Linked DNA regions of Homo sapiens: region 2 is linked to region 1. A link is a loop called in an ENCODE intact Hi-C map of the cell type or tissue named here. Cell type or tissue: prostate gland. All regions are shown on one strand. Links, peaks and the distances in the headings refer to the core of each region. The heading gives the core; the rest is flanking DNA.

What was found. A loop is a pair of places that touch in the nucleus more often than their neighbours do. Peaks named below come from ENCODE experiments on the same cell type or tissue, not always from the same donor. Only the 100,000 strongest peaks of a DNase experiment are listed, where the experiment ranks them.
Region 2: it touches region 1 in a loop (2.3-fold over the local background); 1 of 110 quality-filtered maps calls a loop at or near these places.

What each region holds. Positions count from the first base shown.
Region 1 is chr5:67,232,686-67,238,067 of GRCh38, reverse strand. No RefSeq gene overlaps it. Among named protein-coding and RNA genes, the nearest start is that of TILRLS, 33 kb to the left of the region's middle. RefSeq lists an enhancer at 4,466-5,015. In prostate gland, for the core only: no CTCF peak of the experiment used is centred there; a DNase peak (open chromatin) is centred at 3,037; H3K27ac peaks cover 1,976 bases.
Region 2 is chr5:67,968,566-67,973,947 of GRCh38, reverse strand. The region is part of intron 1 of LOC107986420 (a long non-coding RNA gene); the gene reads left to right. Among named protein-coding and RNA genes, the nearest start is that of LINC02997, 180 kb to the right of the region's middle. In prostate gland, for the core only: no CTCF peak of the experiment used is centred there; a DNase peak (open chromatin) is centred at 2,592; H3K27ac peaks cover 385 bases.

The DNA of each region.
Region 1 (5,382 bases), core at 223-5,222:
AATATGAAAATGTTCAAAAATGAAAGGCGATGGACTAGTACAACAAATACATACACACCCATCACCTACGCTCACCAAATGCTCATATTTCAGCATTTTTTGCTTTATCTATCTATGTATCCATTTGATCTTATGTGTGTGTGTGGCCGTGTGTGTGTTGGCCTTACCCTTTAAAAGTAAGTTGCTGATATCATGACACTTCACTCCTATATTTCACAGCATTTGTTTTCTCAAAATAAGGACATTCTCTTACATGACTTTAATACCATTATCACACCTAACAAATTAAGAGTAATTCATAATATCATCTACTGTTAGTCCACATTCCAATAGCTTTCCTTATCCCAAAAACTCAAGCATGGTGTTTGATTACTATAGCTCTTTAGGCCCTTTTAATAAAGACCAGTTCTCTTACCTTTTATTTTAATGATAGTGACTTTTTTACATGTGTCCAGGCCAGTTGTCTTACAAAATGTCCCACATTGAGCATGGGTGAGTTGCAACTGGAAGGGCAGGAGAAAAGAGTTGTGCACAGCAAGGGTCAGCGGAATACATTTGACTTTCCATCTCATGCGGAGTGGAGGGCCAAGTCCACTCGGGCCTATACAACGTGCCAGCACCCCACTTCCCAGCCCCCACAGACTCCCCCTGCAGCCATGCCAGCCTTTTTGCTGTTCCCCAATATGCTAAGTGCATACCCAGCTCGAGATCTTGGCACAAATTCTCCCCTTTTCTTGAAATGCTTTTCTCTCACATCTCAAAACCATGGCCCCTTCCATCCTGAAGGTCTTTGCTCAGAGAAGCCTTCCTCCGCCACCTCATCTAAAATTGCAAACCACCTTCCCAACCTAACTTTTTCTTTATGGCACATTTCACCACCTAACTTTCTATGTGTTTTATTTCTATTGCTGATTTCCTGTCTCATCACCTGCAATATGTGTTCTTCAAGGACAGGGTTTTGCTGTGATTTCTTCATGACTGCACTCCCAGTTCATATACCAGAGTTTGACTCCATTGAATTAGCAAATATTTGTTAAAACCTACCATTGAACTCTAGAAACTGCAGAGAAGCATATGTCAGATGTCCCTCTTAAAGCTGACATGACCTGGTTATCCAGCCCCTGCTGCCCCAGGCCAGTGGTGAAGCCACTGTCCAGCAGGGAGAACAGCTGTCAGAAGCCAGGCAGGGGTAAGGCCCTGGAGCAGCTCAGAGCCAGGGCTGACCACCATCCCACTCCCACTGTCCCACTCTCCTCCTCACAATCCCCATAGCTACCTGTGTCAGTTTCTGATCATTCAACTGGGCCTCAGAGGCTCCCAGCCAGTGTGCGCTGCAAACTTGCCCTCCCTTTCCCTATAGAACCACATCACCTCCTCTAGCCACCCACCCTGCAACCTGTCCTCCTGAGGCCACTGATCTTTCTAAGAAGCAAAGATGGCCAAGTCTTTCCCTCTGCTCAAAATATTTCACTGGCATCCCTCCTTCCACAGGCGGAGAACCCAGGCTGATCTATGCAGAACACCCTTCCTGATCCGGCTACCACCTTCCCAACCTCCATCCCCTGCCATCCCCATCTCCACCTTGACAATACTAAATTATGTGTAGCAGTTTCTGGGATGACTGTTCTCCTCACGCCTCTCACTTACTTCACCTTCTGTCCAGCATGCACCTCCGCTCCTACCCCATCACCTCCAGTGTGCCATCCTGGCAAACTTCTACTCTTCCTTCAAGTTTCAACTCAAATGCTACCTCCCCTTAGAAACTTTTCTGAACTTCCTTCTGCTATAGTCAAACTGGACATTGCGTTTAAAATGAATATCACTTTAACAAAAATCACATCACCACTGTTTGCTTTTCTGTCTTCAGCTGGACCTCAACAGGGTCCTTAAAGGCATGCCCTATGAAAAAGCTTGGGTCTGTCCAGCTTTGCATCCATGGAGTCTGTGGCAAAAGACTAGGAGTTTAATAAACTTGGATGACTTGGTCTAAGTAGCTGGGTAGAGCCGTTTGCTGAGATCCTTAAGGATCAGAGTTAGTGACCCTGATCTACATCCTGACTTTACGGCTAAGGCCTGGAGTTAATGGTAAACGTCCTCATTGTTTCGGTTTGCTGAAATATCATGTAAACTCAACATCAGGCGGCTGTTTGACTGGGGACAAACAATTCTGCATTCCAGAGCACGTTGACCCTGTGTGCAGGTTGCTCTGTTTGCTTTTCACTAACAAAGAAGTTCTCATTTGAGGCTGTGAAATTTAAACCACATTCTCTGTTCCACCTTGCTCTCCCTCATACGTGTGTGTGTGTGTATGTGTGTGAGTGTGTGAGAGACAGAGACAGAAAGAGAAAGAAACAGAGAGAGACAGAGACAGAGAGACATAGAAGCCATAGAATTTGCCTGGTGCTGTGCTTCAAGCCAGCACAAACTAACGCAAGCTAGAAATCTTCTGACACAAATGGAAGACTGTATAATGCACGAGGATTAGGCACCAGGTCCACAGGGCCACAGCAGGCTGCCACTAGCTTGAACAGGCCACCTGCTTCCAAAGCACTGACAAACATAAACAACATTCGTGCCAATTCGCCCCTCCATTTTATTTCCATCTTAAGAGACATTTTATTTGTCACCCACTGGAGTCCAGACAGTTAGATGTGCCTGACATTTCGGTCATGGTCAACACTCAATACATGGCATTCTTAGGATTTCTTGAGGGAGTTTGGTCTGATTGTCTACAGCCTAAGAACCTTCCACATTGTGAATGCGCTGCTGTCATTTTTACCTGTGGCCATGACATGTCCACATAGGTACAATATCACTTAATGTTATTATTATAAATTTTTAGCTATCATTCTTCCCCATAAGGGAACTTGAATTCATAATTCTGCATAGTGACGGTATCCACAGGGGACCCCAGGCTACTCAAATCCTCATGCTAAGAGTTTATAGACTATGGGCTGAAGATGAGTAAGCATTTCCCGCCATTCCTTCCCGGGCTATTAGCATTGTTTCAGTTTTTCTGGTTTGAACCAAAGCCAGTTGAATCTCCTCCAAGTTCCAGTTTTGGTCAGATCTCAGGAGACAGCCTGTCTGGTTGTTCAAAAAACAAATATCTGCCTGAACATCCACCCGACCTGGAGTTATGGCAGATCACAGCTGCCTAATGACCCCACCAAGTGTCCCTTCCACCGGGCAGGGGAGGGGAACAGCATGAAGCGCTGTAATCTCTCCCTCTGAGGTTGCTGAAGCCTAAATAAGAAGTCCTGCAAGCAGACGGCGAGGCTGCCGAGCCTGTTTCCTTCTTGCACGATTTGTCTCTCCCACCAGGTGTCTAAGTCATCTTTTTTCCCCCCTGTTTACTAAATGTCTCCTGTCATGGCCTCAAAGTACTTTAGACTAGCGTCTACCAGTATTTAGTGAGAATTTCCTGGGCCTGCTTCTGATATGTTTCCCAAAAGGATCTGAGAGATCTAGAAAAGGGGTCTCCACCCATGAGGAGTTTATAATCCAGAGGTGAAGACAAAAAATATATATAACAATAGACAAAATGGTGATATACAATTATTATATTACACACACATATTAGGGACCTTGTGATCAATAGGTTTTTCTGCAAATAGGTGACATCATCTACAGATTGGCATCTAGAACTTGTCCATTAAAGGAGCAGGGGTGGCATGGGATTTCATTCAGTGCTTTAAACAATCTATTTTTTATAGGACTTTTTTTGCTTTCTAGTTGCACAGCTCCTTTACGTAATTATTTGAAAGTAGGCTCTGAAAGGTACAGAAGGTGAACTAAGCACACACAGTGTTCTCCTGTTCCAGGTCCTTAGAAATGATAGAAACACACACACACATGTGCATACTTACAAATATATATATATGCACACACATGTACGTGCATACATATACATATATATGTATTCAGAGACAAGAGTAGGAATCTTCCCATGGACCATAAACTGTAAGGAATCCTGGAAAGAGGAAAAACAGAAACTGATGGAAGAAGGAAACTCCAATCTGAGATGCTCAGAGAAGGTACTCTTGCAAGGGGTTGGAGATAGAGGTAGAGGATGCTCGAAGCAAGGGAGATTTGGCAGCAATTAACGTGCCACGTGCCCATCTGGTGGTAGGTGACGGTTCCAGGAGGAAAACCCACGTCTTTTCTTTCTAATGCCTGTATTTCCACCACAGATTCTTGAATAGGCACAGGAGACTAGCAGGGTCTACACAGCACAAAGTGAGTAGAAATTTGGCTGTTTCTTATTAATTTGAGCTCTGTACGTTTAGTAAACTGTGTTATTCAGGATTGATTATGATTTAAACAATCTACTTTTAAAACATTTTGAAACTGAGTAACAGTGACTTCAAATATTTTTCATTGAACTATAGTCTGACTTTTTAATTCAGTGTAAAGTTCCTCATCAAATTTACCACCATAAATTTATGTTTAAATATGTTTAAATGTGTAAGCACATAGGTCTATCTCTCTCTCTTTTTTTTTTTCCTTCCTACTAGGAAGCTCAAAGCAAGTTTTTGTGCTAATCTCCAAACATTAATGTAACAGAGGTAGAATCTGGTCACTAATATTGAAACCGCCCAAGGGGTTCACCTTGCCCCCTGCCTAGACAGAGCCGATTCATCAAGACAGGGGAACTTCAATAGAGAAAGAAAAATTCACCAGAGCAGGCTCTGCGGGAGACTGGAGTTTTATTATTACTCAAATCAGTCTCCCCGAGCGTTCGTTTGGGGAGCAGAGTTTTTAAGGATAACTCGGTGGGTGGAGGGAAGCCAGTGAGCCAGGAGTGCTGATTGGTCAGAGATGAAATCATAGGGAATTGAAGCTGTCCTCTTGCTCTGAGTCAGTTCCTGTGTGGGGGCCAAAAGATCAGTGGGCCAGTTTATTAATCCGGGTGGTGCCAGCTGATCCATCAAGTACAGAGTCTGCGAAATATCTCAAGCACTGATCTTAGGAGCAGTTTAGGGAGGGTCAGAATCTTGAAGCCTCCAGCTGCATGACTCCTAAACCATAACTTCTAATCTTCTAGCTAATGTTAGTCCTACAAAGGCAATCTAGTCCCCAGGCAAGAAGGAGGTCTGCTTTGGGAAAGGGCTGTTACTGTGTTTGTTTAAACCATAAACTAAGTTTCTCCCAAAATTAGTTCGGCCTAAGCCCAGGAATGAACAAAGACAGCTTGGAGGTTAGAAGCAAGATGGAGTTGGTTAAGTTAGATCTCTTTCACTGTCTCCATCATACTTTTGCAAAGACAGTTTCAATATTATAAACAACTTTTGCATGATTTATATTTTTAATTATCTTTCTTGCTCTATGGTATAAATAGTAAATAGGCAGGATGTGATAAAAAGCATAGGCAGTGGAGAA
Region 2 (5,382 bases), core at 215-5,214, 740 kb before region 1:
GGACCAGTGTTTCTAGACAATAGAGAAAATAAGGCAGAAGAGGAAGGTCTAGACCACAGTTTGAGGTGTTCTGATAGGCAAAGAGGTATAGACTTTCAGGAGGTTAGGGTAAGGTAGGGAGGACATTTTGGCATTTGAACAGGATTGTGAAATAGTGAAAGTAACCTGATGATTTTATATAGTGGGGAAGAGTCCTACGAGAAAAAAGTGCAGATTGAGACCAATGAGAAGGGTACAAAAATATATGTAAACTAAAGTGTCTGAGAGCTGGAAAGGTCTTAGTCATTCTCTAATTCAACATTTTTCCAGTGCATGAATCCTCCTTTACTCTCTTTAATAGATAAAAAGACCAGAAAAATGGAAGACCCAAATAAGGATGATGGAATGGAAACACCAAGAATGCAATGAGCGCAAATTTTATCACAAAGAGAGAAGTGTCTTTTTAAAGTTAGCAAGGATGATCCTGTCTTCTCATCCTGCTGCCTCTCAAACCCTTGGTCAGCTCTTTGGAATTTCTCTCTAGCTTCCCTTTCCTCCCACTGGAGTAGAATCTATCTATTGAGGATGGAGCTCCCTAGATTTTGGTAGAAGGTATTATCAACCTGAATCACACTGTCCAGTGACTGAGTATACCCTGAATCTGGGAATATCACTTGCTAAGTGGTTAATGGGCCATTCTTGAGGCATGTGGGATCTTTGCGCCCAGGCTTATCACAGTCCATACCTATCTCAGCTCTGGGCAGGGGTTATTATGGTATGGTAGCTGACATTTTCAGAGACGAATATGGTGGGCCATTGACATCTGAAACCCAAGAGATATTCTGTAGTTGTTACTAACGGCTTACAGAGACTTCTACCTTTGTCCGCTTCTGTCATCTGTGTATGAGTCTGTTCTCACATTGCTATGAAGAAATACCTGAGACTGGGTAATTTATAAAGAAAGGAGGTTTAATTAGCTCACAGTTCTGCAGGCTGTGTAAGAGGCATGATGCTGGCATCTGCTCCGCTTCTGGGGAGGCCTCAGGAAACTTACAACTGTGGTAGAAAGCAAAGTGGGAGGGAGACTGATACGGTTTGGATCTGTGTCCACACCCACATCTCATGTTCATTTGTAAATCTCAGTGTCAGAGATAGGGTCTGGTGGGAGGTGATTGGATTATAGGGCTGGAGTTCCCATGAATGGTTTAGCACCATTTCCCCTTGGTACTGTGTAGTGAGTGAGTTCTCATGAGATCTGGTTGTTTAAAAAGAGTGTAGCACCTCCCCCCACCTCTGTTTCCCTCCTGTTTCAGCTATGTAAGACATGCCTGCTTCCCCTTCACCTTCTGCCAAGATTGTGTTTCCTGAGGCCTTCCCAGAAGCCAAGCAGATGCTGCTGTGCTTCCTGTATAGCCTGTGTAACCATGAGCCAATTAAGCCTCTTTTCTTTATAAATTACCCAGTCCCAGGTATTTCTTTGTCGCAGTTCAAGAACAAACTAATACAGAGGCGTCTCACGTGATGGGCACAGGAGTAGGAGAGAGAGAGAGGGGAAGTGCTACACAGTTTTATACAACCAGATCTGTCAAGCTCTCAGTCACTCACTGTCATGAGACTGGAACCAACAGGATGGTGCTAAACCATTCATGAAGGATCCAACCTCATGATCCAATCACCTCCCACCAGGCCCCACCTCCAACACTGGGGATTATAATTTGACATGAGATGTGGGTGGGGCACAGATCAAATACCAATCTGACTTTGTCTAGCTTTTATTATCAGTCTTTTTGCAATCAGAGCCATGAGGAAAAAGGGAAAAATGGGTAAGAAAGTACATGTTTGGCTTTCATCAAGTGTCACTCTTACTTCCAAAGGTTGTCATTGCATCATGTCTAGGCTTCCGCAGATAGTCAGTCTAAACATATGGCTAAAGCCACATTTTCTATAATCCTTATTCGTGTATTATTTATTGGATCTTATTTTATGCCAGGAACTGGGAAGGCAAAGACAAAAAGAGAAGTTCCCTTTTTACAAACTGATTTCAACGCTTGTTAACTAAAAGACTAATAGGAGGAGAGACATTCAGAAGATAATGACATTAGAATATTGTGCTGGCCGTAAAGAACTACATTCTTTAATGTACTAGGTTCATTTTTTATTTTTAGGGAAAGTGCCCTAGAGTTAAGAGGAATTTGGTTTCAGCTTAAACCTATTTCAGTTACTTGCAACTTTATTTTGAAAAATGCTTGGGCATGCTAAATTTGAGTCCAACAACATTGCTCATGTTCTTCTTTACTCCCTCCAAGGTGAACTTTTTTTCTTTTCTTGGAAAGGTAGTAATGAGGGGCAGGAGGAGTGGGCAGATGATATTTCTATTGCATTTTGCATTGCCCATTCCATTCGAGGAGTTATGCAACCAAGGGAAAAAAAATGCATTTTCCACTCTTGAGGCTCTTTGATCACTTTTGCTCTTACATAACTCCCTAACAGCTGGAGCTGTAAACTTTAAAATTGGCAGGAACATAGTTCATATTGCGAAAGGAAATTCAACCCAATTGAAGAGAAACAGCTAGATATTTTTAAAGCGATCCCAGTATTTGTGTTCTTCAACATTTAGTGAGTGCTGGTGACGTTTGGGGGCATTAAGCTGGCTCCTTGCCCAGAGATGTCACCATCTTGACTGGGGGTCCTATCTGCAGGGCCTGGCTCAGGAGAATGGGGCTACTTTCTTTCTTTCTTTCTTTCTTTCTTTTTTTTTAAATTACTAAGCTATCTCATTCTGTAGCTTCTTTACCCACAGACAACCAAAGAAATACTTGTTCTAAGGTTTGGTGCTGCCAGAAGTAAATTCACACCAACCTGCCAAGGCCTCCTCCAGCTGGCTTGCTTGGAAAATATGTCTGTTCTTCTCAACAATATCATTCCCTTCACCTACCTTGCAAAAGGTAGCCTGCACTACCTTGTCCTCAAATATACCCCTTTCCTCCCTTTTACCTACCTCTTTCTCCTCCTCCTTATTTTATTTAGTTTTTTTTTTTTTTTGAGTTTTAGATTTGAGCTTCTTATCCACTATGGTGGAAGTAAATCTGTATGAAATCATATATCTGTTGCTACAACCTCTGCATCACATTGTAAAAAGAGTAAACTCATTAGAAACCCACTGCTTCAAAATCAACAGCTTCTTCAGTGCTGCATTAACACCTACATATAGTTAACAAATGTTGAAATCCGTTTGTAAAAAGGCTATTAAACTTCTAAGTGGCTAAAATAAAATTAAAGGCAAAATTGTCTTTTTCACAGTGAACAGTCTGCTGGCATCACTGATACTGGATGATCATTCAAATATTTGGATTTCTGAAGTCATGAGAAATCCAGGCACCTAACTTCTTTCAGTTATCCTTTCTTTCCCATCGAAGAACTAGATGTATGGAATTACACTTCTCGTAGCAATTGTTGCCTTAAGAGAGACTCCAACTCTGTATCTCAAGGAATGGTAGGCCACTGGTGAGAAAGGTGACATTTGTCATTTTGATATATTTTGGTGCAGTTGCTGCTGCCTAAAAAACCTCTTTTCTGAGGTACTCCAGGACGGCTACTCTGTATAGAGTGGGGGTCACCCCTGCAGGATGATGGTTTTCAGGGGTCAATGAGTCCTTCCTATGGGGAAGCACAGCATGGCTTCCTGCAGCAGGAAGCTGCCTTCGTCTTGGCTTTCTGGAGGCCTCCTCAGCCTTGCTCACTGCCATTTTGAATTTGGCTGATGTGCAAACACAAACAGAAAGGGCGAATTCAATAGCAGCGAGGGCTTGTCTCCTATTCTTGCTCCACCATGATTCAAACTTCTTCCACTCTGGTTTTAAGCAAAACCAGGTTCTTATTATTCTGAGGTACGCTACATTTTATTTTCTCTACTGCCTTTTCCAGTGCATACCCATCTTTTTTTTCTTCCTTTTATGGTCTTGAATTTTTATCTATGCCTGTTATAATAACTCTTCCTGATTCCAGAAAGGTGCAAGACCTGGCTTTCATCTATTTCTGAGCATGGAAACCATTTATTACAAGAAATGCCTGAGGCACTGAAGGCCATCAGGGAGAACTAGGTCTTCTGAGTACTGTGTTTGAGTCACTCTGGTATCCGTCCAGGGTCAGGTCAGTCTTCTGGAAACATCTTGAGTAGATTTGCAGGAAGAAACAGGTGTGGCTTCTCAGGTAGACAGTAAGAGGATAGTTATTTTTAGCTTTTGAAGAATTTTGATGTAATGGAAAGATACGTGAGAGAAGAGGTAGTTATCTTTTTATCCAAATGATATATATGTTGCTTATTCCAGTGGTCACAAACTGCTCATTTCTTTAATGGTTGAAGAGTTAATTATATTTTTGGCTTTTTTTTTTTTTGTCACAGAAATGTTGTTGAGCCAAGCACAGGTATGAGAATCAGATATACCTTGTAGTACAGAAATAGCTCATAGGTCAAGAAATAAATCCTTCATGAGGTTTCAACTGGCAGGTGCTTAATAACTGGTAAATATGACTAGTTGAGATGCAATGATGGGAACAAAGATGATGCTCCTTATCACATCGTGGCATTTGGCATGAATTTGGAAATGATGATTGGCATTGCTAAACAGCAGTTTGCATGCAAATGCAAGGCATCTTCTAGCCATTGTCTCGACAGCTCTCCTACTCAATCTAGCTATGACTCTGGCAGAAAGGAGCTGCAACATCAGAGAATTTGCTGGCATTGTTAGAAGATCATTTATGACCATGCAACTTTCTTTCAATGGGAGGATTTTTGGCTAAAATAATAAAAAGCTCATGTATTTAAAAAGAAAAAGGTGTGGGTCTAGTTCTTCTTACTTACTAGAGAGTTGGTGCTTATAGAAATCTTTACCAAACATAACTTCCTTGGGGCTTTCTTTTTTTTTGAGTTTTTTTTTGTCCTCACTTTAAAGAATCCAAGAAAGAACTTGATGTGAAGTGAGATTTTTAATGTTTTCAATGCCTTATCTTTATTTTCCTTCAGATAACTCTCTCTCCAATGATGATTATGATAATAACAGCTGATTTTGAGTTTTTCTGGTCACATTGTATGATTAATCCTCATAAAAGTTTATGCTGTTGCTAATGTTATTCCCATTTTATGGACAAATAAACTAAGGCACTGACCAATTTAGTAATGTGCCCAAGGTCATACAGCTAATAAAAGTGCTATGGAAAGATTCAGATCTAGGTTTTCTCACTTCAAACCAAACTTATAACTCAATCTGATGCTATTTCTCTTTTTAGAGACAACAATAATTATTGTTTAATCAATGAAAATTTATGAAACTCTTACTGTGTGACAGATTCCGAACTAGGCATTGAGGATATTGAAACAGGCAAAGCAAACATGGTTACTATCAT